Regions from separate parts of the Homo sapiens genome. Here all the other regions are linked to region 3. The links are chromatin loops, found by intact Hi-C in ENCODE. Cell type or tissue: MCF 10A. All regions are shown on one strand. Links, peaks and the distances in the headings refer to the core of each region. The heading gives the core; the rest is flanking DNA. Region 1 overlaps LOC100507053 (a long non-coding RNA gene). Region 2 has its middle 7.5 kb from the start of DAPP1. Region 3 holds the start of LOC102723576 (a long non-coding RNA gene).

Evidence for each region. Peaks named below come from ENCODE experiments on the same cell type or tissue, not always from the same donor. Only the 100,000 strongest peaks of a DNase experiment are listed, where the experiment ranks them.
Region 1: a loop joins it to region 3, with 14 times the contacts of the local background. A loop is called at or near these places in 6 of 110 quality-filtered maps.
Region 2: it touches region 3 in a loop (7-fold over the local background); 8 of 110 quality-filtered maps call a loop at or near these places.

Annotation. Positions count from the first base shown.
Region 1 is chr4:99,156,565-99,164,885 of GRCh38, forward strand. It overlaps LOC100507053 (a long non-coding RNA gene), which reads left to right. Exons shown (of 10, transcript NR_037884.1): 3 at 1-1,015. It also overlaps the pseudogene PCNAP1 and the pseudogene PCNAP2. Among named protein-coding and RNA genes, the nearest start is that of ADH4, 16 kb to the left of the region's middle. RefSeq lists an enhancer at 654-1,219. In MCF 10A, for the core only: a CTCF peak has its summit at 3,341; no DNase peak of the experiment used is centred there.
Region 2 is chr4:99,805,188-99,813,508 of GRCh38, forward strand. No RefSeq gene overlaps it. Among named protein-coding and RNA genes, the nearest start is that of DAPP1, 7.5 kb to the right of the region's middle. In MCF 10A, for the core only: CTCF peaks have their summits at 3,265 (motif pointing left) and 6,814 (motif pointing right); DNase peaks (open chromatin) are centred at 3,264 and 6,794.
Region 3 is chr4:99,401,357-99,409,677 of GRCh38, forward strand. LOC102723576 (a long non-coding RNA gene) reads right to left here and starts at 4,024. Exons shown (of 5, transcript XR_939020.3): 1 at 2,965-4,024; 2 at 2,735-2,822; 3 at 1,477-1,612. RefSeq lists enhancers at 1,638-8,321, 2,255-2,529, 2,297-2,441, 3,415-3,604, cis regulatory regions at 2,307-2,318, 2,363-2,376, 7,030-7,371 and a silencer at 4,156-4,450. In MCF 10A, for the core only: a CTCF peak has its summit at 4,365; DNase peaks (open chromatin) are centred at 3,405 and 4,335.

The sequences.
Region 1 (8,321 bases), core at 29-8,028, 250 kb before region 3:
CATGGGTATCTTACTCTCCTGGTGCCCGCCTCAAACATTCACTGTAGCAATTATATGAGCAGCCTAGAGAATCCCAATCCCAGTGGTCTTGCTCCCTGGATCTACTTTCTCTTAAAAATCATTCCCCTAAGTTTCCGTCACTTGGTTGAAGTTTAGTAGATATCTCCACATCTCCAGCTAGAACAGCACCAGAATTTCAGGACTAGGGCAATAGAGTCTGATATTAAATTCTATTTCTATCTATCTATCTATCATCTATCTATCTATCTATCTATCTATCTATCTATCTATCTATCTATCTACAGAACAATTTGTGGGATAGTAGCTTTGGGGTCCCAGATCTAGGATGGGCCTGGTCCTCCATGCTGGTTCTCCTGGGTGATATTTCTGTTAGTTTGAACAGTAATCACACTTTTATTACTGTTTCATCTTTTTTTTTTCACTCTTAGACTGATTTTATCATGTGTATAAAACATACACACACCTACATCTCAAGGATAAACATTAATCCTTGAAAAATATGTGGTCTAAAACTATATTGAGGAGAGAAAGATAGGACACTTTAATTGCCACATGATTAACACGAGGTCACCACACAGCTTTCACAAATCTACAAGTCATTCTATTTAGGCTGAGTCAAGTTCTCCCTTGGGCCAGCCAGAGCACAAATAATGGAGCAATGTGACTCTTCAATGACAGATCTCTGATTTCCAGAAAAGAGACTTTGAAATACCCAATTCTAGTAAATATGCAATTAAATTTCCAGCTAAATGACCTTTGCTCCTGTAGTCTTCATCTTGGGGAAGGGAAAGAAGTCTTATTCTGTTTAATAGTTTGATTTTTATAATAGGGTTTGTCTCTGTTATAAATCTTGTTTGATATTTAAAATGTTAGCTAAGAGAAAACTTCTGTTTGTTTTTATTTAGTGGGAAGAAACTAACCCTCATTGAGTGCCTAGTTAACATCAGGCACTTTGTACACATAATCAATTGAATCTTGACCACAACCCTGTGAGGTAAGTATTATGTACCATATTAACAAATAAGACAACATGCTTACCCCGTTTGATCTTTTCAGTGTTTGTTAGGGAAGCAGAGGTTTGATTTGAAGTCTGTTTGATTACAAAGTTCATGTTTGCTGTCAAATTGCTGATCTTGAAAGTTTTAGGATGTTCGATGAAATTTGGGCTTTGTAGTCTCCCCTCTCTTGCTGTTATCTGTAAATAGAACTTTGAGAAATTGTTCAGTTTTATGTTTGAGAGATTGTTTACATTTGAGATTTTGTACTGTTATTGTTGTAAAGTTAATGGTTACTCTATCGGATTACTACTTTAGGTCATAGTTAGAATGCAGGAAAAATATTTTTTCATCATTAGATGAGTATCTGTAAGTCAACAATTCATACTAATATAATTATTTTAGTATTGAGATACCAGGCAAATATAACTTTTCTGTATTACTCAGATTTTACTTAAACATTACCTCTTCAAGGTGGGCCTCCCTAAATCTCTCAGACTAGGTCAGGACCCTGAGTTACAAGCCACCTATACTTTTCCTTCATAGTACTTTAAACTTTTATTAATACTTTCAAAATTTGGTGGGCTCACTTTTATCTCAGTTTCATCTTGCGATTTCTCTGGGATGAATATAACATGCAAGACTGAAGTGCACTTGCAGAATAGCAGGGAAACGTTCACAGAATGGACCTGAGCTGCCCTGAGGCAGGGTCAGTGTAATGGGTTATTCCTCAAGAAAATGAAGGTCAGAGACTGGAAGATAATGAAGAAAGAGACACTGAGTTGTCAAACATCGCATATGTTTTATTGGATATTAATGAAATACGAAATGAGTGATCATATGTCAAACACCTTCACATTCTGCTAGTGGTAGAAACAAAGCACAGTCGTCAAATCAAATAAAAAAACCTAAAAGCCAGAGAACATAGCTCTAAAGACAATGAATGCCATATTTTCTAAAAGGCTTAGTACAAATATAAAAATATCTAAGTATTTTATACACACACATTGCTATTTTAGTATTTACAGTTTATCTTAGGACTATACTTTCAGAGTTCATTTCTACAGTTCGTTACAGCTTACCTCGAAAACTAAAATCTGCTTTCCAATCTAAAATAAGTCTACCTTTTCATTCTGGCTTGGAACAGCCAATAATCTTTTTCTAATATTTACCACAATTTGTAATCATCTATTATTTGTGTGTTTATGTGTTTAATGTCGATTCCCCTTATGAGACTGTAAGCTCTGTGAAGGTAAGGACCGTGTCTGTTCTGTTCAAATCATGTACTCAGTGCCTCCCTACTAATAATGCCTGACCTACTGTCATTTTATAGACTACTTGTTTACTGAATGTGGAGTGACTAGGGCCAGGAACGTCTGCACACTGAGCCAGCTTGAAATAATGACAGAATAAATTTGGCCTCTGTAGCATGAACGTTAATGTTGCTTAAAAATCTTTCTTGTTGACCGGGCTTGGTGGCTCATGCCTGTAATCCCAGCACTTTGGGAGGCCGAGATGGGCGGATCATGGGGTCAGGAGATCGAGACCATCCTGGCTAACACGGTGAAACCCCGTCTCTACTAAAAATACGAAAAATTAGCTGGCCTGGTGGCGGGCGCCTGTAGTCCCAGCTACTCGGGAGGCTGAGGCAGGAGAATGGCGTGAACCCGGGAGGCGGAGCTTGCAGTGAGCCAAGATTGTGCCACTGCACTCCAGCCTGGGCAACAGAGCAAGACTCTGTCTCAAAAAAAAACAAAAAAAAAAACACCAAAAACCCTTTCTTGTTAAAAATCGTTTCCTTTAATCTTAGATCTGCATTTAGTCATTGTACGTTTTGCAGATCCATGGATGATTCTGGGTTTAGTTCTTTGTGAGACTGCCAGAAACTCCCAGAGGCTGGATCTATGCATAAAGAGAGGCCATTGGAGAGAATGTCTACTGAATTGCTGAAGACAATTGCTACCGAGAATAGATCGTAACTTAGGAAGAAACAATTCAGTACCAAAAGAGTAATTGGAGCCCTTCTGGAAAACACTAGTAAGGTACCTCAAGACTTGTAGATGCTAGATAAAAATAGCATGCTGTTGAAGACTTTTAAAGGCCTAATTTTACGTTGTGCACATGTACCCTAAAACTTAAAGTATAATAAAAAAATTACATAAATAACGTTTGTTATAGATGTAAGTTAGGGTGGTTTTAATCTATCTTCCCCAGGTAAATAACTGTATAATTATATTTTGATAATGGCCAGCAGGTCTTTACATTCTTCAGGTTTTCTCTTCCAGATATATGTACTATCTCTTGGTCTATAGATGGCACTCTAGCTATCAGGATACCATGAAAAAAAATCTGGGATATTGGAAAGGGCACATTTTTTTTTGAGGTCATCAGGGTGCTCAATGCAAACCATGGTTGAACACTTAAAGATGTCCAGTAGCTGCTTGAAGATTTCCTGATAAAGAGCTACAAGCACCATGTTCTGCCAGCAGTCATAGGCACTTGGATTTTCTCTCTTCAGATTTAGCTTCTTCTCCTTTTGTCAAACTGCCTGGACAGAGATGCAATTGCTCCTGGTCCTAGAGTCTGTCCACAGCCCTCAACTTTCTAGTTGTTATCTCCCCAGAGATAATATGAGTTGTAATCTTCCAAAGATGCTAGATGTCTAGAATCATTTCCAGAATGCTCCCCGGACCATCATAAAAATAAAGCACCTGCTAATTCCCCCCAGGACTCAAGTCATGCCTGTTCATGTATCTTCCATTCAATTTGCAGCATATCTGTGGTTTAGGACAGTCTTTCTCGAGTGATCCATAGTGAAGGATGACTTTTTGTTTGTTTTATTTTCAGTGTATTGTGGACTGGTACTTTGTGTAAAATATAATAAAATTAGTTGTTAGAAATGTAAAATCGTAAATAAAAACAGACATACAAAATACAAACTGCATTTTTTATTAGTAGATTCAAAAGACAAAATTACTCTGCCAATGTGCTATAGTAGTTTCTTTTCTGACATTTAAAATTCAGATTAAACTTTATTTAAATCAGAAACACAATTCTTAAAAATTGCATTTAGAGTCAAGATCCCTTTTATAACCCTCTTGTTATAAAAATCAGAAGGAATATTTGTAAGTAAAGCAGATATCTCTCTAGGTTAATGAGACCAGATTTGACTTTGGATTTTGTACTTTAAATAGATTCTAGAAGATAGATGAAAAAATATGTTATTTACAGAAAACCGCATCTACCTGTGTATTCAGAGGCATAAATTTTTTGATGGAAATGACTTCAGTACACGCTGGAATCTCAGAAGCAATTTTCAAAGAGCTTAGTTTTATTTTCTTGGATTCTAAGAATTTCTAAAATCCTTTTTCATCCTCAATTTTGGGAGCCAAATAATACTTTAAATGTTCCATATCCGGCAATCTTATACTCTACAGCAAGGGGTGCATCTGCAGACATACTGAGTGTTACTGGGAAGAGAGAGTGGAGTGCCTGTTATAAAGAAATTTAAGTAACTTAGTGCAAAAGTTAGCTGAACTGGCCCATTCATCATTATGGCAACAGCCTCCTCTTCTTTATTGTAATTACTTGTTTGTGGCAATGTTTCCATGTCCAAGTTCTCCATTTGCAGAAAAATTCACTCCATCTTTTGCACAAGAAATTATAGCAGACTCTCCAATATGACTGAGATCTTGGCATATATGAACAAATTCACTAGAATGCATCTTTATTACACAGCTGTACTCTTGTTCTGGAATTTCAAGTTGCTCAACATCTAGAGTCATTAACTTCAATTCACAGTCTAAAAGTTCTCTTGATTTAGTGCTTCAAATTCTAGCACCAAGAGATCCATAGTACCTTCAGCCCTCCATGTAGTGATGTCTTCACTGCCATTGTTGTATTTTAGCATTTTGGACATGCTGGTGAGGCTCATGCTCATGGCTAGGTTGTGGTCACAGTGGTATGTGTTGAAGCCCTGGTCACACAGGGTTAGCTGCACTAAGGAAATGTGTGATACTTTCATGCTGTGTAGGTTCACCTGCTTGAACTGTTGTCCCAGCAGGCCTATCTCTCACATTGAATAGGGCTGACTGTGCAACTAATAAGATGTTGTGGAGATGACAGTGTGTGACATCTGAGGCTATGTCATAAAATACATTGTGACTTCTCACTGTTTCTGGGAGAAGTCAGCTTTCATATCACAAAGACACTCAAGCAGCACTGTGAAGAGGCGCAGGTGGTAAAACTGAAGACCTTCACAAACAGCCAGCACTAATTTGCCAACCAAATGACGGTCTTTGGAAAACAGATCCTCTGGCCTCAGGCAAGTCTTCAAAGACTACAGTCCCAGTCAACCTTTCACTGCAACCTCATGGTAAACCCCGCACTGGTACATCAAGCTGCTCCTGAATTCCTGACTCACAGAAACTGTGAGAGAATAAATGTGGTTGTTCTGGGACACTAGGTTTTGGGGTAATCTGTTATGCACCAATAGATAACAAATAGAGACCAGTACATAAATCAATACATTACTTCCATCTGTGTGATAGGTGTTATGATAGAAGTAGAATACAAGGTGTGGTACAGACAGAGCGGATCTGAAGTAGTAGCCTGTTGTCTTAGTCTGTTTTGTGCTGCTATAATGGTATTTCACAGACTGGGTAATTTATAAAGAACAGAAATTTATTCTCTCACAGTTCTAGAGGCTGGCAGGTCTAAAATCAAGGCACGGTCAGGTTAGGGCTCAGTCTCTCTGCTTTCAAGATGGTGCCTTGAGCACTGCATCCTCCAGAGAGGAGAAACATTGTGTCCCCACATGGCAGAAGAGCAGGAGAGGAAAGGAGACAAATGAGAATTGGGCTCACCCTTTTATAATAGCATTAATTAATTCATGAAGGTGGAGCCCTCATGAGCTAAACACCTCCTTTTAGGTTCTATCTTCCAACACTGTTGCTTTGGAGATGAGGTTTTCAACAAGTTAGCTGAACTGGCTCATTCATCTTTATGGCAACAGCCCCTTCTTTATTGTCATTACTTGTTTGTAACAATGTTGCCACTTCCAAGTTCTCCACTTGCAGAAAATTTTACTCCATCTTTTGCACAGGAAATTGTAATTTTGGGGACATATTGAAACTATGGCATCTACCAAATTAGTAACTCTACCGAGGGAATGCTACAATTCAAGTTTTCATGTTTTCCACAAGCCTGCTATAAATTATTACTTGTTGATTACAAAATAATCAGCAAAATACAAGTATTTATTCCTTTGTACATGGAAGCAACCAAACACTTTTTTTTTGGAATGAAGGTCTACAAGTGATGACAATCTATATTTGTCTTCCTGGTTAAGTACAACTGTAACCAGGGGGGTGGACTCTTGAATTCATGTTTCTCTTTATTTTTTCAATGTTGAGAAGGTAACCAACAATACATGTGGCCAAATAAAAAGCTTTCACATAAAACATTTCAAAAATTTTTAATTCATTGATCCTCTCCTTCCCTCACCCCCAATAAATTTTTTAGTTAACTGGGATGCCTCCTCATTCACAGAATGAAGGACCCATGCTAGCATTTGGGTTACTTTGGTGGCAATGTCAGCTCAGACTCTGCATCTGAGAGTTCTTTAAAGATATGGGTATTTCTGGCCAGGCGTGGTAGCACAGGCCTGTAATCTCAGCACTTTGGAAGGCCAATTTGGGAGAATTGCTTAAGACTAGGGGTTCAAGACCAGCCTGGGCAAAATAGCAAGATCCTGCCTCTACAAAAAAAAAAAAAAAAATTAGCCAGGCTTTATAGCAAGTCCCTGTAGTCCCAGCTACTTGGGAAGCTGAGGTGGAAGGACTGCTCGAGCCCAGGAGTTTGAGGTTGCAGTGAACTATGAATGTGCCACTGCACTCTAGCCTGGGTGACAGAGTGAGACCCTATCTCAAAATAAATAAATAAATAAATAAATAAATAAATACAAGCATTTCCCCTTTCCCCATATATATTAATACTGGTTTATCAGTCTAGGGAAGGTCTGAGGGAATTGATAATGTATACAATTACTGTGTGTTGGGTTCTTTCTGCAGAGGACCTAGCCTTGCTTCAACTGATGGGCTCTGGATTTGAGAACTGGGTTAGGTTTGGAAACTGGATAAAGAGATTATAATTTTCTATTGTGGCAGCTGACATCAGCCTTTGGCTCACTCATTATTGATCTTCTTTTGGGTGTGCAGGTCAGGCAGTACCCTCATCCATCTTAGATCTAGGCACACCATGATCTATTAACCATCACTATAGATCCCTGTATGTCACAGCCCCCTGGTTTCCATTCAACCTTTGTTACCTATTTGGATAACTACATCTGTCTTTCTCTTGATGGCTAAGTAGTGCCTCCTGGCCTCTGCTGTTTCATAATCCTATCATCCCTGAATCCTAGGGGCTTCCCTATCATTATCCCTGGTGTACAAAGCATAGACACTGCCAAGCCTCTCAATGAGGCCAGTGCCCTTCATCCCCAGCCCTTGCACCACTTTGCATTTCTTATTGCTTTAGTAAAAGGGGTGTTCCCTTTTGATTCTCTTGAGAAACACGGTCATCTTCTGGATTTTCAGGTCTCATATGATAGGTCCAGTTGAACATTCCCACCTCTCTGAGCCTCTTGACTTCTTCCTTAGCACTCTTCCAAAGCATTTCTGGAATCTTCACCTGATTTGTTGTAGGCCATAATTTCCCCTCTGCCCCCAATTTTAAAGGAGCTATCCCAGTGGCACAGAACTGATTCCAGATGTCTTTCTTGGGGTACTACTTCCTCAGTTGCAGGAGATTGCCCCGATTTCAACAACCTCTCCCTTATATTCTGCTCCCCTGGCTGAGCATGCTCATGATTGATGTCTAATATGGTTTTTCTATTCCTGCAGGTACATATGAGTTGGGTCCTATAGTGATTTTTTGGTGAACTGGTTCCCTAGTCAAGCTGAGATTTGATTGTTGACCTTATTTATTGGCCTAGAAACCATGTAGGGACATGAGGACATACTTTGAGGAGGATAACATCATCTTTTATTTAAAAAAAACATTATTTTTAATTTTTTATGGGTACATATTAGGTATACATATTTATGGGGTACATGAGATATTTTAATACAGGCATACAATGTGTAATAGTCACCTCAAGGTAAATAGGGTATCTATCACCTCAGGCATTTGTCATTTCTTTGTGTTAGGAACATTCAAATTCCACTCTTTTGGTTATTTTAAAATATACAACAAGTTATTGTTGACTCTCCTGTTGTAGTTTCAAATACTAGATCTTATTCATTT
Region 2 (8,321 bases), core at 252-8,251, 400 kb after region 3:
GTGTCTAAAAGTCTCCAGGAAAAAAGGGGGGAGTCTCTCACACACAGTCGGCCTCTGCCTGCAGCTCTGCTCACCTGCTGCTCTAGCTGTTGCTTTGTTCTTGGGGCAGCCTCTGCTTCAGTTCTCTGAGGCGTTAATGCTGCTGCATCACAGTCTCCAACCACCCAAATAGTAAGAGGACACATCCCCAACCTTCATGACCCAGGGCAGTTGCATGGTAAACTGATGTCACCTAGAGTTCTTTGCCATCTGCTTAATGGTCTCCAATGCTCACCTCCCTTTCAGGTGACAGCATTTCTCTTCAAATGACCATCTTTATGCTGGACAGGAGGCCAGGGAGTGAGAAATTTGAGAGAAGAAAAAGTGCAGATGGTGGGAAGTAGTGGCCAGAAGGCAAAGCTGGTCACCAAGTAGTGAGTGCTCTGTGGCGGAATTGAAGAGATTCAGCTCAGAGTCTGCCATTGATTTATTTCTTTTTAGATTCTTTTAGAGACAGGATCTCACTCTGTCATTCAGGCTGGAGTGCAATGGTGCAACCGTAGCTCACTGCAGCCTCAAACTCCTTGGCTAACATGATCCTACTGCCTCAGCCACTGAGCAGCAGGAACTATAGGCATGTGCCACCATACCTGGCTAATTTTTTAAAGCTTTTTCTAGAGGCAGGCTGTCTTTGCTATTTTGCTCAGGCTGGTCTTGAATTCCTTGCTTCAAGCAATCCTCCCACGTTGGGCTCCCAAACTGCTAGGATTGCAGGCATAAGCCACCATGCTTGGCTATGTCTGCTATTTAATGTTAAGTTTTTATGTAAGCTGTGTTATAATGCAAACTTTCCTCCATTTCTCTAAGCAAAACTTTAGTCAAGTCTGCTATCCTTGACCGTTTGACAAGACAGCTGCACTTAGAGGCACCATGTCTACTGTTTGGTCAGGTGGTACAGAGAGAAGAGAACAACCTCACAAGGCACGCTGGCTGACTGGCTCAGTGGCTTAGATGTCAATGGAAGCAGGAAGTAAGAGGAACAGAAACTATGATATTGTAAGCCCCCAGAATTCATGGAAATCTCACTGGATTGTCAGATCACTGGATTGGCCACAGCATGTGAGATAGGGAAGCCTGGAGGGGATATTCTTTTCATTAATTAAAGGAAAGGGTTAGGGGACTTGGATTCCCTCAACCCAACAGGCTGAGGTGACTTGGATCACTTAGGAAGCAATAACACTACTGAGCATCATCATGCCCTTTCCTTCCAGGACACAAAATCTTGCTAGAGAGTAGGCAAGATTAGGTTGAGTTAAGGCCAAGAACAACCACCAAGACCTGCCTGCCCTTGGCCCTGAAGCCGTGAATCCTCACCTATAAGGATTCTTCCTCCCAGGGACTCCCTTTTTTACTCCCAGAAGTCCAGCTCCATCCCTTTCCTATTTGCCCTTGTCTGTCAGACTGGTTTGTATCCTAAGCCTGGATCAAGTTAAGTCCCCCACCATGGGACCTCTGGTCATCTGGATCATCAGTGTCATCGAGCAACCTATTACCCTAAGAAGGCCTTGTTTGCTGAGAGCACTTGGAGGATCTCCACAGGGAGCCGCCAACTCCTGATGCCAGCATAGCTGAGTCTCAGCTGAGCTGCAGCCAAGAGTTACTGAGACAAAAGAGTTTGAGGTTACTTAGTTGATACCTCCAAGCCCGAAAACCTTTCTTGGTTTTGGAAGTCCTTCTTTTTCTCCTTACACAGCCCATTGCTCGTGAGCACACACAGATGGTCCAAGGAATGACAGGCTTCTTTTGTGATGGGTGTTGACTGACACAAACGTGGATAGCTTATTAGGTCACAAGGTACCATCTTTTCTTGGCACAGGCTTATGGCACTCGTTATTGCCCCAGGAGCCCACAGACCCGTCACCACATTACTTTTGGTCTGCAGGCTCTTCCACAGACTCGGGTGCTCTTCAACCTTTGCCGAACATCAGAATCACCTGGGGCAACTGTCCAAGATGCAGGCCCCAGGGCCCTGTGCCTTGGGGATTTTGAGGCTGGTGGTGCACAGCCTGTCCTGGGAGAAGCCCTGCTGCAGCCCTTAGCTTTCAGCTTCCAGTGTGTCACCTCCATGCTCCCCACCCTCCAGGGTCTTCTGAAGCCTTTATTTTTGCTCTGATGTGGCCCCCTTCAGGGCCAGGTTTATCCTTTTTGCTTCGGGTGGATTACTGGTTCAGTCACCTATCACACCATCCTGTCAGTACTCTCTTTTATAGTTCTCCTGCTCTCTTCACATTTTTTTTTTAACCACTCATAGTTCCTCATAATTTTGCTCTTCCTCCTGCTTCCATCCCCCACCTAACCTTCTGGATAAAATTCACTTTGTGTCTGGGCACAATGACGGATGCCTGTAATCCCAGCACTTTGAGAGACTGAGGCAGGAGGATCACTTAAGGCCAGGAGTTCAACACCAACCTGGACAACACAGTGAGACCCCCATCTCAAAAAAAATCATCTCTATAATGTCTCCTTTAGATAGACAGAACAAAAACATTTACATGTTAAGAGAAACTTCTCTTTACCACCCTTAAAATATTTAAAATACCAAAGATCTCATATTTATATGATTAACAGAGAAAACTCAGACCCATGGGCCACCCAGGAACAGTGACAAAATCTACTTCAAAGTTGTTGCTGTGGCTGAGTCACTGTCTCTGTAATCGGGGAGCTGTTCCCAAGCTGCCTTCACTGTAACGCTGAGAACCCTGAAGAATTTTCACTATTTCCAGTCACCGTTACTGTGACAGGGCTCTACGTTAGCAGTTTTAGAGTCACCTACATTCCTTATTTTAAATGAAAATTGAAATGCTTTGAAGATTTATATTTACCAAATGAGCTGAGGAAAAAGTAAGTGCTTAAAATATATTGCAATTGCAGAAATGAAAATCATTTTTAGGTATAAAATTGAATTTTTAGATTTCAATCACTTCCTACTCATTTAAATTCTTTCAGTAAAGGTCTCAAAGCTTTAAAGGGAAAAGAGAGCAGAACTAAGAATTGAACCATTTAAAACTTGGTGAGACAGGTAATAAATTATACCTGAATCATTTAATGGTTTAGTAGTCTGGCGTTTAAGGAATCTTCTACAAATGTGGTGTTGGGTAGTATCACCTGAATTCAGCTACTTTAATAAAGAACTATACTTTCATAGAGAGGAAGGAAAAAGCGATGGATCTAATCTTGACTTCAGGTAAAACAGCTCCCCCGCGCCCACCAACGCGGTATTACTGCCACCTAGTGATAGCATATCCTCATCACAGAGGTCCTGCCTGTGGAAGTGGAGGGGAAGAGGTGTAGTAAGCACAGCCAGTAGGGCGAATCCACAAATTAAATACACCCGGGGGTTGGGGGTGGCGAGGGGAGCGCTAGAGTAAGGCTATATTTTCTATAATGTCCATTCTCATTGCTTCCAGGGCTATTTTAAGAAATATTTATTTTGATGGGGTTTCAAAGTAAGTCATATGAGGACCTGTAAGCCACAGTTTTTACTCCCGCGGAGTTTGTTTTACGCAGGCTTCAAATGGACAAATAACATACATCTGAGGTTCAAGCTTTCTATTAATTTAATGCTGGCCTGGAAAACATTTTGTGATTTAAAAGAAAGCACCAAAGTTAGCTGTATTATTACTGGACTCAGCAAGGAAAGAATTGGGCTCAGTCAGAAGTGCCAGAATCCCTGTAACTAGGGGTGAAATCTCAGGCAAGTATCTTAATAGTTTCCAACCCCACTTGCCCAACCTGTTAAATAGGGGAACTGAAGTAGGTTCCCTCTAAGATGCTCTCCATGAAAAGCTCTAAGACTCCTCTTATTCATTTCTGAAGTCCTACCCCAAGGTAGACCAAACGTTCTGACATTTTGGCTGAGCTGCTCCATTCACACACATTATCATGAACGATTTCAAATTTTACCCATTTTCAAAAGCTGAATCTACCCTGGTGCTTCGTGGAAGCTAAGAATCTGGGAGATATCTCAGCTGGCCAGTTGGTCAAATTATCTTTGTTATTTGCCATTAGCTCCCGTTAGTTAACACAGCAATCTTTTCAGATGAAGTGTGGACAAGAAGACAAAAAGTATTTGGATAGGGCCCACAGGATCCAAAAGTGCGTAACCTTGTTTAATTTCATTTGGTTGAGTTAGCAGCTACTTTTGCAGACTTAAATGCAAAAATGCTGGTGTGTTTGAAGTTTCATTTTTGTCCAGGCTTTCATTACTCAGAAATCAGTGCTGACACAATTAAGCATGACCTTTCCATGCAGATGGTGCCTTGCTTCACCAGCACAAACAGCATCTGCCACACTCACCCACAAGTGCACATGTTTGCATATTTTTAAGACACTGCATCTAAAAATGGTAAAGTAAGTGCTGAAGTAAAGCCTTTGCGGAAGGGAGCATAATATCACTTAATCTGTTTGCATTACCTGTTAAGAAAGCCAGAGTGAAGTTCTAGGAAATTAGGAGACATGCAAAACACAGCACTCTTCTTAAACCACACATGTGCTCTCTTAACATTATTGGAATAATGTATTAACACTGCTCTATCTGAAGGCATGTTGATTTGCTGTGCTAAGAGGTGTTTGGTTAAATATAAATCATCCCCAGCTTCAGCAAGAAAGCCTAATATATATTATGTATGTGTGCAGGATAGCTTCAGCAACCCTGGGTATTTGTTTCTAAAAAGTCACATTATTTCAAAGTTAAAAGGGAACTTAAAAGTGACTTAGAATAACTTTCCTTCTAATATAAGAATCTTTTTTACCAGTGACATACAAAGGTGAGGGGGTGCTTGGGAGCACTTTAATCCCTGGTATAGTCAATAACAATAAAGAAACAGGCTGTGCGTTGTGGCTCATGCCTATAAACCTAACACTTTGGGAGCCTGAGGCGGGAGGATTGCTTCAACCCAGGAATTCAAGACCAGCCTGGAAAGAATGGCAAAATCGTGTCTCTACCAAAAAATACAAAAATAAGCCTGGTGTAGTGGTGCATGCTTGTAGTCCCAGCTATTCAGGAGGCTGAGGTGGGAGGATGGCTTGAGCTGAGGAGGCAGACATTGCAGTGAGGTGAGATCATGCCACTGCACTCCAGCCTGGGTGACAGAGCCAGACACTCTCTAAAAAAAAAAAAAAAAAAAAAAAAAAGAAAGAAAGGGAATAAAGAAACAATGATAATGATAAAACCAATGAGAAGTCATTCTGCTCTTTATTATCACCAGAAACCAGCAATTCTAACCAATGTCAATGACAGAATATACCTCTCAGCAGAGGCAAACCATTCCTCACTCCCTACCAAAAACTGAACATTTGTGTCCCACAAAATTCCTATGTAAAAGCCTAATCCCCAATGTGATGGTATTTGGAGGTGGAGCCTTTGGGAGGTGATTAAGTCATAAGGTCATAATTCTCATTAATGGGATTCATGTCTTATAAAAGAGGTCCCAGGGAACTTCCCAGCCCCTCCCACCATGTGAAGACACAGCAAGAAGACAGCCAGCATCTATGAACCATGAATCAGGCATTATCAGACCCCACATCTGCTGGTGCCTTGATCTTGGACTTCCTAGACTCCAGAAATGTGAGAAATAAATTTCTGTTTTGTGTAAGCTACCCAGTCTGTGGGATGGGGTGGGGAGAGTGACCCAGGACCCCTAGTGATGAAGGTGGGGAGAGTGACCCAGGACCCCTAGAAATGGGGTAAGGGAAGAGTAACCCAGGACCCCTAGGGATGGGGTGGGGAGAGTGACCCAGGACCCTAGGGATGGGGTGGGGAGAGTGACTCAGTACCCCTAGAAATGGGATGAGGTGACAGTGACCCAGGACCCCTAGGGATGGGGTGGGGAGAGTGACCCGGGACCCTTAGGGATGGGGTGGGGAGAGTGACCCACGTTATTCACAGTCATATGAATAAGAAATTCACTTCTGTGTTGAAGTGTTAAATTTTGGGTCTTTCTGAAGTAGCAATTTAGCATACCCTGATGAACACAGGAGAGAATGAGGCAGAGTGAAAAGAACCTTGAGTGAAAATGTTATGTGCTAGTTATTCATCAATTGGCTTCAGCTCCACTTCTGACCTCCTCTCCTCGCCTGGTATCATAGGGGACTGGAAGCCCACAAACTACATTTCACTAATTCCCTTGCCAGCTGTCTTCCAGAAAGAATTTGCTAACAGGAAGACTGGAGAAGGGTAGAAATCTGGGGTTTTTTTGTTTTTGTTTTTGTTTTTTTCTTCCTTAGGCAGTGCTTTCAGCACCATGAGCAGCCTTCAGCAATGGTGGGCAGCTGCATGCTCCAAAAGCCTCAGTCCCAGTTTTCAGCTGCATCAACAGAGTTGTGTCCTTCTGGTCCCACAGACCAGCAGTGGCAGCTAAATGTCTACAGTGGCTTCTCTTTTCTTAACTGGATAGTGACTGATGCACATAAATTCTCTTCCTGGTGCTGCTAATTTCTGACAATTTTCTTAACATTTCTGAGCTCCAATTTTCTTATCTATTAAAAAATAACAAGAATAGCAATACCTGCTCTGTGTCAATAACATAATGTTCATGATATACAAATGAAAATGATTATGAACACTCATAATCTAAAGAAATGTATTTTTATGGATCCTGGTTAAGTTTGCTGTTATTGGTCATGTCTTTCTCTTTCTAGACCTCCAGGAGCCTATTGAATGTTTCTAAATTGTGATCCAGTCAAATATGTTAGTTATTTTTTCATTTGAAAAGATGAATATAGCCTGCACCAACAGGGGGAGCTGTTCTTTTATAACCACTGAGAGTGGCTGTATTTCTTCTTTGAGGGCAAAGCTTTAATTGTTTCAACACCAGCTACTGGGAAATGTCACCAGTGAACCAATTAGCCTGGCTTCCTGAACCATGTAGAACTGATTATCCAAGTCAGGCCGGCAATGGGCTTGGGCACAGGGTATATGGTAGACACAAATGAAGAGTGACCTCAATGTCCCATTAATGTTACTTGACTTGTGCTCACTTGACCTCAGGTTGCTTGTAAAAAAGGTAGGGTCTTAGCCCTTTCTCCCTGAAATCCTCCCCAGTGATTTCTGGGAAGGGCTGGCTTTTTATTTCACTTTAGCTTTCTCGTTAGGTAGGTGACTTTGCATAGTTACCTTCAGTGGATTTACTGTATTATGGTTTTTAGGTTGCTCTTAAAGTGAGAAAAAAATGTGCTTGAGGTAGACCAGGTAGCCCTTTTGATACTTTTAGCCAGGTAATTCTTTATTGTGGGGGCTGTACTGCACACTAGGATATTCAGCATCACTGCACACTAAATGCCAGTAGGCTCCCCAGGTTGTGACAACTAACAATGAAAACCACCTCAAAAATGAGGACCCAATTGAGAACCACCATTTTAGGGGCTATGGATACTATATCAGTGAAGGTTCTCCAGAGAAACAAAACCAATAGTATGTATATATGTGGAGTGTGAGAGTGTGTGTGTGTGAGAGAGAGAGAGGGTGTGTGTGTGTGTGTGTGTGTGTGTGTGTGTGTGTGTGTGTGCGTTGTATAAAATAAGGAATTTCCTCACATAATTATGTAGGCTGGTAAGTCCAAGATCTGCAGGGTGGGCTCACAGGCTGGAGAACTAGTTCAAGTCCAAAGGCTGTCTACTATAGTACCAGGAAGAGTTGATGCTGCAAATGAAGACCAAATGCAGTCTACTGGAAAATTATGTTGCTCGGGGGAGGCTGGTCTTTTGGTTCTGTTCAAATTTTCAACTGGTTGGATGAGGTCCACCCACGTTATAGAGAGCAATCTGCTTTACTCAGAGCCTACCATTTAAATGTTAATTCACTCAAAAACACTCTTATAGAAACACCCCGAATAACATCTGACCAACTATCTGGGCAACCCGTGGTCTGGCCGAGTTGACACGTAAAAGTAACCATCAAAGATATAAGGTGATCAAGACCCTGGAAGTCCCTGCCTCTGGGAGCTCACATTCTAGGCATTGACCCAGATGATAGGCAAGTGTTTCAGTTATCTATCGCTGGCTGTATTAGTCCATTTTCATGCTGCTGATAAAGACATACCCAAGACTGGGCAATTTACAAAAGAAAGAGGTTTATTGGAATTACAGTTCCATATGGCTGGGGAGGCCTCACAATCATGGCAGAAGGCATGGAGGAGCAAGTCATCTTATGTGGATGGCAGCAGGCAAAGAGAGCGCTTGTTCAGGGAAACTCCCATTTTTAAAACCATCAGATCTCATGAGACCTATTCACTATCATGAGAACAGCAGGGGAAAGACCCACCCCATGATTCAGTTATTTCACA
Region 3 (8,321 bases), core at 254-8,253:
ATCCTTCCTGATTCACCTGCTTTGCACTATTACTCCAGCAAGGGGATGGGGCAGGGGATTTTACCCATTTTATAAATAGGAAATTGAGCATTGCCTATAAGGAAGAAGATGACTCTGACCTTTCCTCTTTCCTTCTTGGTACATCCAAACATGTCCATTGCCCTGCCCTACCCATCTACCCACTCCATGTGCATGGAAGCATCAGAGTTTCTCATAATGGAAACTCTACTCTGAGCTGGTGAGACTTCAGGCAGAGACTATCCTCTGGGCCATCACCGATGAAAGGATTTTAGGAGGATCAGGGAGGTGTTGAAAGCTCTTACTGGAAGGTGAAATGGGAATTGCATTGAGCTGCAGTGGCAGCCTTCAACTCTAGTTTTTCTAGGCCTTTGACAGGGAACCTCCAAGATCTCAAGTGAGGGGGCTCTGGGCACTAGGTTACCTCATGGGCCTGACAGCCAACAAAAGGGTGTTATATGGTCTCCTAGTATAAATTTCTGTGCTTCAGGTAATTCTGAACCCCCTCACTCCATGACTTTAGGGAGAAGAGGGTAATGGGGGTAATAGGAGATGCCCTGAAACACCTAAAAGCTTTTTCCTCTCAGCATGTATTCTCTAGGACTTGTAGTCTAAGATGTGAGATGGGACTAGGAATACTACCTCAGTCCATTTGGGCTGCTGTAACAAAATACCATAGACTGGGTGGCTTACAAATCACAGGAATTTATTTCTCACAGCCCTGGAGGCTGGGAAGTCCAAGATCAAGGTGCTGGCAGTTTGGGTGTCTAGTGAGGACCCTCTTCCTGGTTTGAAGGCAGGTACCTTCCTACTCACTGCAGCCTTGACTTCTTGGGCTCATGTGATCCTCCCACTTCAGCCTCCTGAGTAGCTAGGATTACAGGCACACACCACTATGTTGGGCTAATTTTAAAATTATTTGTAGAGACAGGGTCTCACTATGTTGCCCAGGCTGGTCTTGAACTCCTGGGCTCAAGCGATCCTAGCTTTCAGCCTGTGAAAGTGCTGGGATTACAGGCATGAGCCTTCATACCTGGCCTCTGGCCTCTTTTATAAGAGCACTAACCCCATTCATAAGGCCTTTTCCCCCATGACCTAATTACCTTCCAAAGGCTCTGCCTCCAAATACTATCAAGGGGATTGGGGGTTTTAGAATTTTAACATATGAGTGCTGGGGTTACATAAACTTTCAGACCGTAGCAAACACCTCACAGGTAGAACTAGCATAAGGACTCTGGGATGTTTATTCATCCAAAAGGGTTTCTTTAGGGCCTGAGTACTCCACGGGCTACACCCAACATATAACTAAACAAGACAGTCATGTGACATTTAGAACTTGATCCACCATTCCACCTGTGCAGCATCTGAAAATCTGGTGAGTGGAGGTTTAAGGAAATAAGTTGGAGCAGCCCATGTATTGCAGCAGTTCCCAAGCACTGAAAGTAGTAAGACTCTTACTTTAGTTCACTGGAGACTGAGGGCATCAGATTCTCCCACCTTCGGCATTAGCTCCCAAGGCTGTTCTCACTTCCGTTCATGGGATGCAGAAAATACTGACCCCAGCAGGAGGCAGTCTCCTTCTATGTCTCCAATGCTACAGAGAAGCACCAAAATCATAAGGATCCAAATGCTGAAAGGCTAATAGAAAGAATCCTTCAACCTGATGGAGAGTTGCGGGCATATCTCCTTTATGTCCCTATTTTTTCAGAAGAGCATTGCATGCCCTGCTCCCAACCTCCCCAACCCCATTTCTCCTGCCTTAGCCAAACCCATGTCTGAGCTAGGAGAAGAAGGTGAGCTCTTTTGACTATATATAAAGCCATAATAATAATATTAAAAAGTTCACTTTGGATTTCTATCACCATTCCTTTTCACCATGTGGTAAGCAGCTAAAGCCCAAAAGGACCTGGGGCACTCATAACCACATGCTTCACATGCATCACTCTTCTGCTGGAACCAAGGCAAAGGAGCTCCACTGGCACCCCAAAACCTCAGTTGAGACCACTTCTTAAACACTCCTTTCACTACCCCTGTGCTTTAACATGACTTATTTTCTATAAAGTTGTAAGAAAGTGGTAAGATTTTCTTAATCAACTACCCCTGTTGGGGGGGCCCAGCCCATAAGGAAGCCCCTTCTTTTAAAAGATCTGTTACTGTAGGCTTTGATCATCACTTTGGGAATACTTGTGAAAACTGTTAGAAGTTTGTCCTGGTGATTTTTACCATATTTCTGAATTCTGATTCTGAAAGCTGAGCTAATCATACACGGGATTAACGGTGCTTTAAAAGTTAATGGTTAATGATTAAAACACTTATGTTCTTGACTCTCCCTAAACTGAATTGTGGATGCAAAGTTCAAGAGAGAGAAACCAGTCAATACTGGAGCTGAAACAGACTGAAAACAAAATATGTTACCTAATGCTGAGCCTGTAACAGCAATGCAACTCTGAAACTAGATATGGCCTCATAGCTTCCTGGAATCTGAAAATAGTTACCTCAAAACTCATACTCAAAATAATGCCATAAAAAATACACAAAGTTCCAACTTTGTTTCTCAAAGAGCAAGATTTTTCATTCTCATTTTTAGGGAAAGAAACCATGTGTTAAATGAGAAAACAGAATCCAGCTACTCAACAAAGAGTGGGTGTGATCAGAAGGTGTGGTGCCGAATATCCTGCTTCAAGTCCCCAGCGTGTTTCATAAATTAGTAGCTTACCTTGGCAGAGAAAACAGATTCATTTTTCCCAGTAATTTGCCTTTTCGAGATGGAAATCTCCTTTTGAGCAGCACATTTTTCTATAGCCCTGAAAAGACCAATTTATATTTAAATGCATAATACACTCAGAATTTAAAAGGGGAAGGTAGTCATCACAAAAGTCAACTGCAAATTTCACATTGGCTTTAATTTCCCTATAGAACACCAGTTTATCAAATCTGAAGACTTACTTCATCAGTTCTTGATCTTAGAGGGTCTTTCAGCTTTGAGGAGTATCAGGGGCAAAGTGCTAATTTAGACAATAAACAAGCGCATTGTCTTTCTCTTGCTAAGACTGCAAAGGGTAACAGTATGTCAAATTGCTTTTCTTCTGACTGGGCTGAAAAACTCAGTCTGGTATCCCTAGTTATTTTTTACTTAACAGAAGCTCGGCATTAATGTGTGGCTTGGTTAATAGCAATGAGAAAAATAGTTACTACTTTAAAATGTTGTCTAGTAGAAGAGTTACCTCAAAACCTGAATCCTAAGAGGGGGCTATCAAAATGAAAGAGAAATTGATGATGACTCATTAATGAAACATAAGTCATTGAAATGTGGTCTATGATGGTCAGCCTCTTCCTGTGGTTGGTGAATCATTTCACCAGCAATTCTCAATCACATTTGGCCACTGCTCCTCTCAGGCAGCCCCTTGGCTATAGCTCCACTCCATCACTTGCCAGATTCTAGTAACTTCCTTGTCATCGACCTTCAGGCCTAGGGGCAATAATAGCTTCCCACTGTAGCGAAACCCTGGATACTTCAACATCCCTTATTGGAGTGATTAACCCTGCCTGTACCTCTGGAAAGAAAATTATCTCCCATTAAGCCCTAACTTGATTAAACAGGGGTTCCCTGCTAAGACCCTGACTGATACAGGTCCTACCTTCAGGTTTTCCACCAGACAAATCAATAAGCAGTGACTACTCAGCATGAGTACTACTGTGATGGAAATTCTAGTTCTCAGCCTAATCAGTAAGACGTTAACCAACATAAGGAACTGAGAAAATGTAACATGAAGAATGTAGCAACCACTGAATGCTTAGGGTTGAATGAACAAAACCATTCTTTCAACCTACAATTATAAATTTAGAACCTATAGGTAGAGGAATTGTGTGCGGGAATTAGAACACTTAAAATAGGAGAATGGGATCATTCTGTGGGATTAAACACTAATAAATGCAAATAAAGTATAAAAAGATAGACTTGAAGTCACATTGAAGATATAAGCAATCTCCCCCAATAATTCCCTTAGTATATGAAACTGTAAGCAAGATAATAATTTACATACTGATCAGATCATTTTATGTCCATTTTTCTCATTCCTAAAGCAGTTCCCAGGGCCTGCATGACAAAAGTGGGAGGATGAGCTTTACTCAAGTTGCTCAGCCAGTCCAGCATTTCTGGGTTTGATGTCTCCATCAAGCACAAAATTCTCAACTGTGGCCTTATTTTCTCAGTTCTGCTGGAAAAGAGAAGCAATCAAGGCAGTTGGAAAAATGTCCCAAGATAGGAGTGGTTATTTCTGTTTCTCTTCCTAGCGTCAGCATGAACTCACTGATAGCTAAATGCTGCCACCTTCCTGCCCTCATAAGTACTGCAGAGGAAACCAATCCTGAAAGGCCCAAACTGGATGGAATTAGAGACCATTATTCTAAGTGAAGTAACTCAGGAATGGAAAACCAAACACTGTATGTTCTCACTCATAAGTGGGAACGCAAATGAGGACGCAAAAGCATAACAATGGTACAGTGAACTTTGGGGACTCAGGGGAAAGGGTGGGAGAAGGGTGGTACAGTGTACACCGCTCAAGTGATGGGTGCTCCAAGATCTCAGAACTCACCACTAAAGAACTTATTCGTGTAACCAAACACCACCTGTTTCCCACAAATCTATTGAAATTAAAAAAAGGAAAAAGAAAAAGAAAGAGAAAAATTATTTTTTAAAAATCGAGTATGGAGAACCTCAAAAAAAAAAAAAAAAAAAAGGAAAGAAAAGAAAAGAAACACTGGTGGATCTCTATTCTTGTTAGCTTCTCTGCCAGCGGCTGGAGTTAGATGAATAGACCTGTGAAAGAACAAACACATAAACAGAAAATTAAATGATAACATGATACACGAAAAGAGACTTATACCAGGTTACAAAGAGACAGCAGACACATTGAGATCAGAGGAGATATTCTGGAGGAGTGAAGATAAAACTAAACCCTAAAAAATGAGCAGGAATTTGCCAAGACAAAGGGGAAGGATGAGAGAATATTCAAGGAGGAGGAGTAGCAAGACAGAAAGCAAGAAAGAAAATAAAACCCTGCATGGTGTGCGCAGCATTTTAATGTTGTCTGAGAATGTTGGGTAGTGCAGGGAGCAATGGGAACCCATCTCGAGGGGCCCTTGATGCCTATTAATAATCTTGGAGGCAAAGTAAAGCCCCTGAATATTTATTAAGCAGAAGTGGCATGGTCAGATTTGCCTTTTGGATATTACAGTCTGGGGACAGTGGGAAAGCTATATCTGAAGGGAGTAAGACAAGAGGCAAGGTATGTGAAATTTCTTGAAGTTCTCTTTGTAATTATCCTGAAGAAAGACAAGAAGATAGCAAAATTTCTCTTTAAGTATTGGTGATTTTCTAAAGAAAAATGAAAAATTAAGTCACAAAGACCATGTTTTTGGTGAGTACTGAGTAAACATTTTGAAACTCAGTAAATCTCACCAGAAGAATATCGTAATTCCCAAAGTAGAACTAAGCTTAGAACCGAGCTTGTCTCCAATGAATGATAATGGAGGTAAATCCATGGTAATTAGACCCTGAATCCTCTGCCTTGATTTTAAGAGAGAAACAAGCCAATGAAAGATAAGTATCCTTCTTCTTAAAGAAAACGGAGGAATAAGAAAGAGTTCCTGCTCTGATGGAAAGAAGGAGGGCAGAGATAAAACCTACGCCTAGGTGTTTGGCATTACCTCCATCCTTTTCAGGTGGTGGTCTATTCCCCTCTCTCCTACATGAACAAGAATCTGCTGGGGCTCAAGCAGAGCTGGTCACAATGAACAGAGCATCTCCTCTACATTCTACACATCCTGTCCATGCTGGGACCGTGAGGTATCCTGCTCTAAGGCTTGAAGTGAGAGAATGTGGATGTATTAGTTCATTCTCACACTGCTATAAAGAACTGCCCAAGGATGGGTAATTTATAAAGGAAAGAGATTCAACTGACTCACAGTTCAGCACGGCTTTGGAAACTTACAATCATGGCAGAAGGCAAAGTGGAAACAAGGCACCTTCTTCACAAGGCAGCAGGAAGGAGAAGAGCAAAGAAGGAAGAGCCCTTTATGAAACCATCAGATCTCATGAGAACTCACTCACTATCACGAGAACAGCATGGGGAAACTGTCCCCATGATTCAGTTACCTCCACCTGGTCTGTCCCTTGACATATAGGGATTATGGGGATTATGGGAATTATAATTCAAGATGAGATTTGGGTGGGGACACAAAGCCTAACCATATCAGTGGAGAATGAGTGTGATGCTGCTTTCTCCTTTGCTCTCAAAAATCCTTTATGTATTTAAAGCACAGAGGAAGAGAGTGCTGAATTTAGCATTCCCATGGGTGGGATTGGGGGATTTGAATAAGCCATTCAAATTAATTCCAAGGCCATTCTACAGTAGGCAGGGACATGCATTCGGTGGTTATTGCAGGAATATGGGCAAGAGATAAAGGAATGAACTAGGGCAACAAGCTAGCAGGGAAGAGGAAGAGAGAATTGATTGTTTCAATACTTTTAAGTTTCAAAGGGACAACACCCCAAAGTAGGATTAGAATTCTGCCATACCAAGCATCCTCTAAGCAGATAGGGATAAAATAAGGTTTCCTGATGGTGCTGGGACTGAGGTCCTAGAACCGAGTCCTCTCTTGTTTCTTCCGAGGGATTTCATCTTCGATTAAGCTATCTCTTTTGAGTGTTTCTTTCAAATGTAGCCAAGTGCTTCCTAGAACTTTCAGTGTCTTCCAGGAGAGACTATGTCTATGATTCTAATTTTCTAGAACAAATGCACTAGATAAGTCTCCTAGTTTGAAGCAGCAAATTGCAAGTGCTTTAGCACCTTTTCTTCCTTAGGGAGACACCCCTCAGTCTTCTTTTGGAAGGTAAAGGAAAACCAATAACCAATTTTATGACAATTTCAGAAACCCTCTCAAAACCATAGTAGGTACAGAAAAGTTATTAATAATAAAAAAGAAACCTCATTCTAGTTAGAACCTTTGAGAATGCTATATCAGACTTCAGAAAATAGCTACTGTGAGTTTTAATTGGAGGTAGAGTTGTAATCAAACCCAGGCCTCCTGAATTAGGTCACCACATCACACTTTTGACAAGTTGTAATACACAATCAGAGTACAATATTTGTACTTCCTATTTTTTGGCAGGAAAGTTTGTTTTATAAAAGGCCTTTCTGAATAAATAGTACTAAAATGATGCATGCCAGGTAGTTATGTAACTATGTGGTTCTTTGCCAAAACTTGCATTGAAATTTGTAAAATGCTAGTGAAATTAAAACAACATATCCATTTTTTTTTTCAAATATACCATTGCAAATTCAAGTAAGCCTTATTATTTTTTTAAATTTTACTTTAAGTTCTGGGATACATGTGCAGTACGTACAGGTTTGTTACATAGGTATACATGTGCCATGGTGGTTTGCTCCACCTATCAACCCGTCATCTAGGTTTTAAGCCCCAGATGCATTAGGTATTTGTCCTAATGCTAGTAAACATTAATTAAAATGTTGACTTGAATCTGAAGTGTAAGTCTCATTGGTTTACCAAACAGAAAAATAAATCCAAATTTAAAATTAAAAATTTGACTACCTGAAAGAGCTGTTGCCAAAAACATGCTTTATTATTTCACTCAATTCTTTGGCTAACATGAAGATGCATTTAATGAGCTGGACACGTGACACAGCCAGAAATACATAATCTTCTCAATTCAATTGTTAAATCAGCTAAGAATGTTTGCGTAGTGTCCATTGGGCACAAAACGTTCTATTAATACTAGGTACTGTTTTGAGAAAGAACTTAGAACATAATTCTTATCTTCTGACACTTTACATGTAAAACGGAATGGACTTTCAGTGAAGGCATCCGTCACTTTTCTGTACCCTATAGGGTAACAGACAAAGTCAGATACATGGTGGAAAGAACTACTGGAACCTAAAGCTGGTGGCCTAGGTAATCGAGATTTTCCTTAATGAAGGGAATCTAACTCTGTGAGGGAGTAAGGAATAAAAAAATGGACAAATACCTATGCATGAAGAAGATGAATACTATAAACTAGTTTATGGGGCCTTGGTTAGTTACTTATTACATAAAAATATAAATAATTTTAGATGTAAATAGCAATGAGAAACAAAAAAGAAATTGCTGGTGAAAGAAATCTTTGCAGAGACTGGAGTTGAAGTCGTGGGCAAGAGGGTACTCTTGGGAATGCTATTTCTATATAGTCCTTTTCTTCCTCTAAATTAAAATAATTTCATATCAATTTTGGCACTAATCAAATC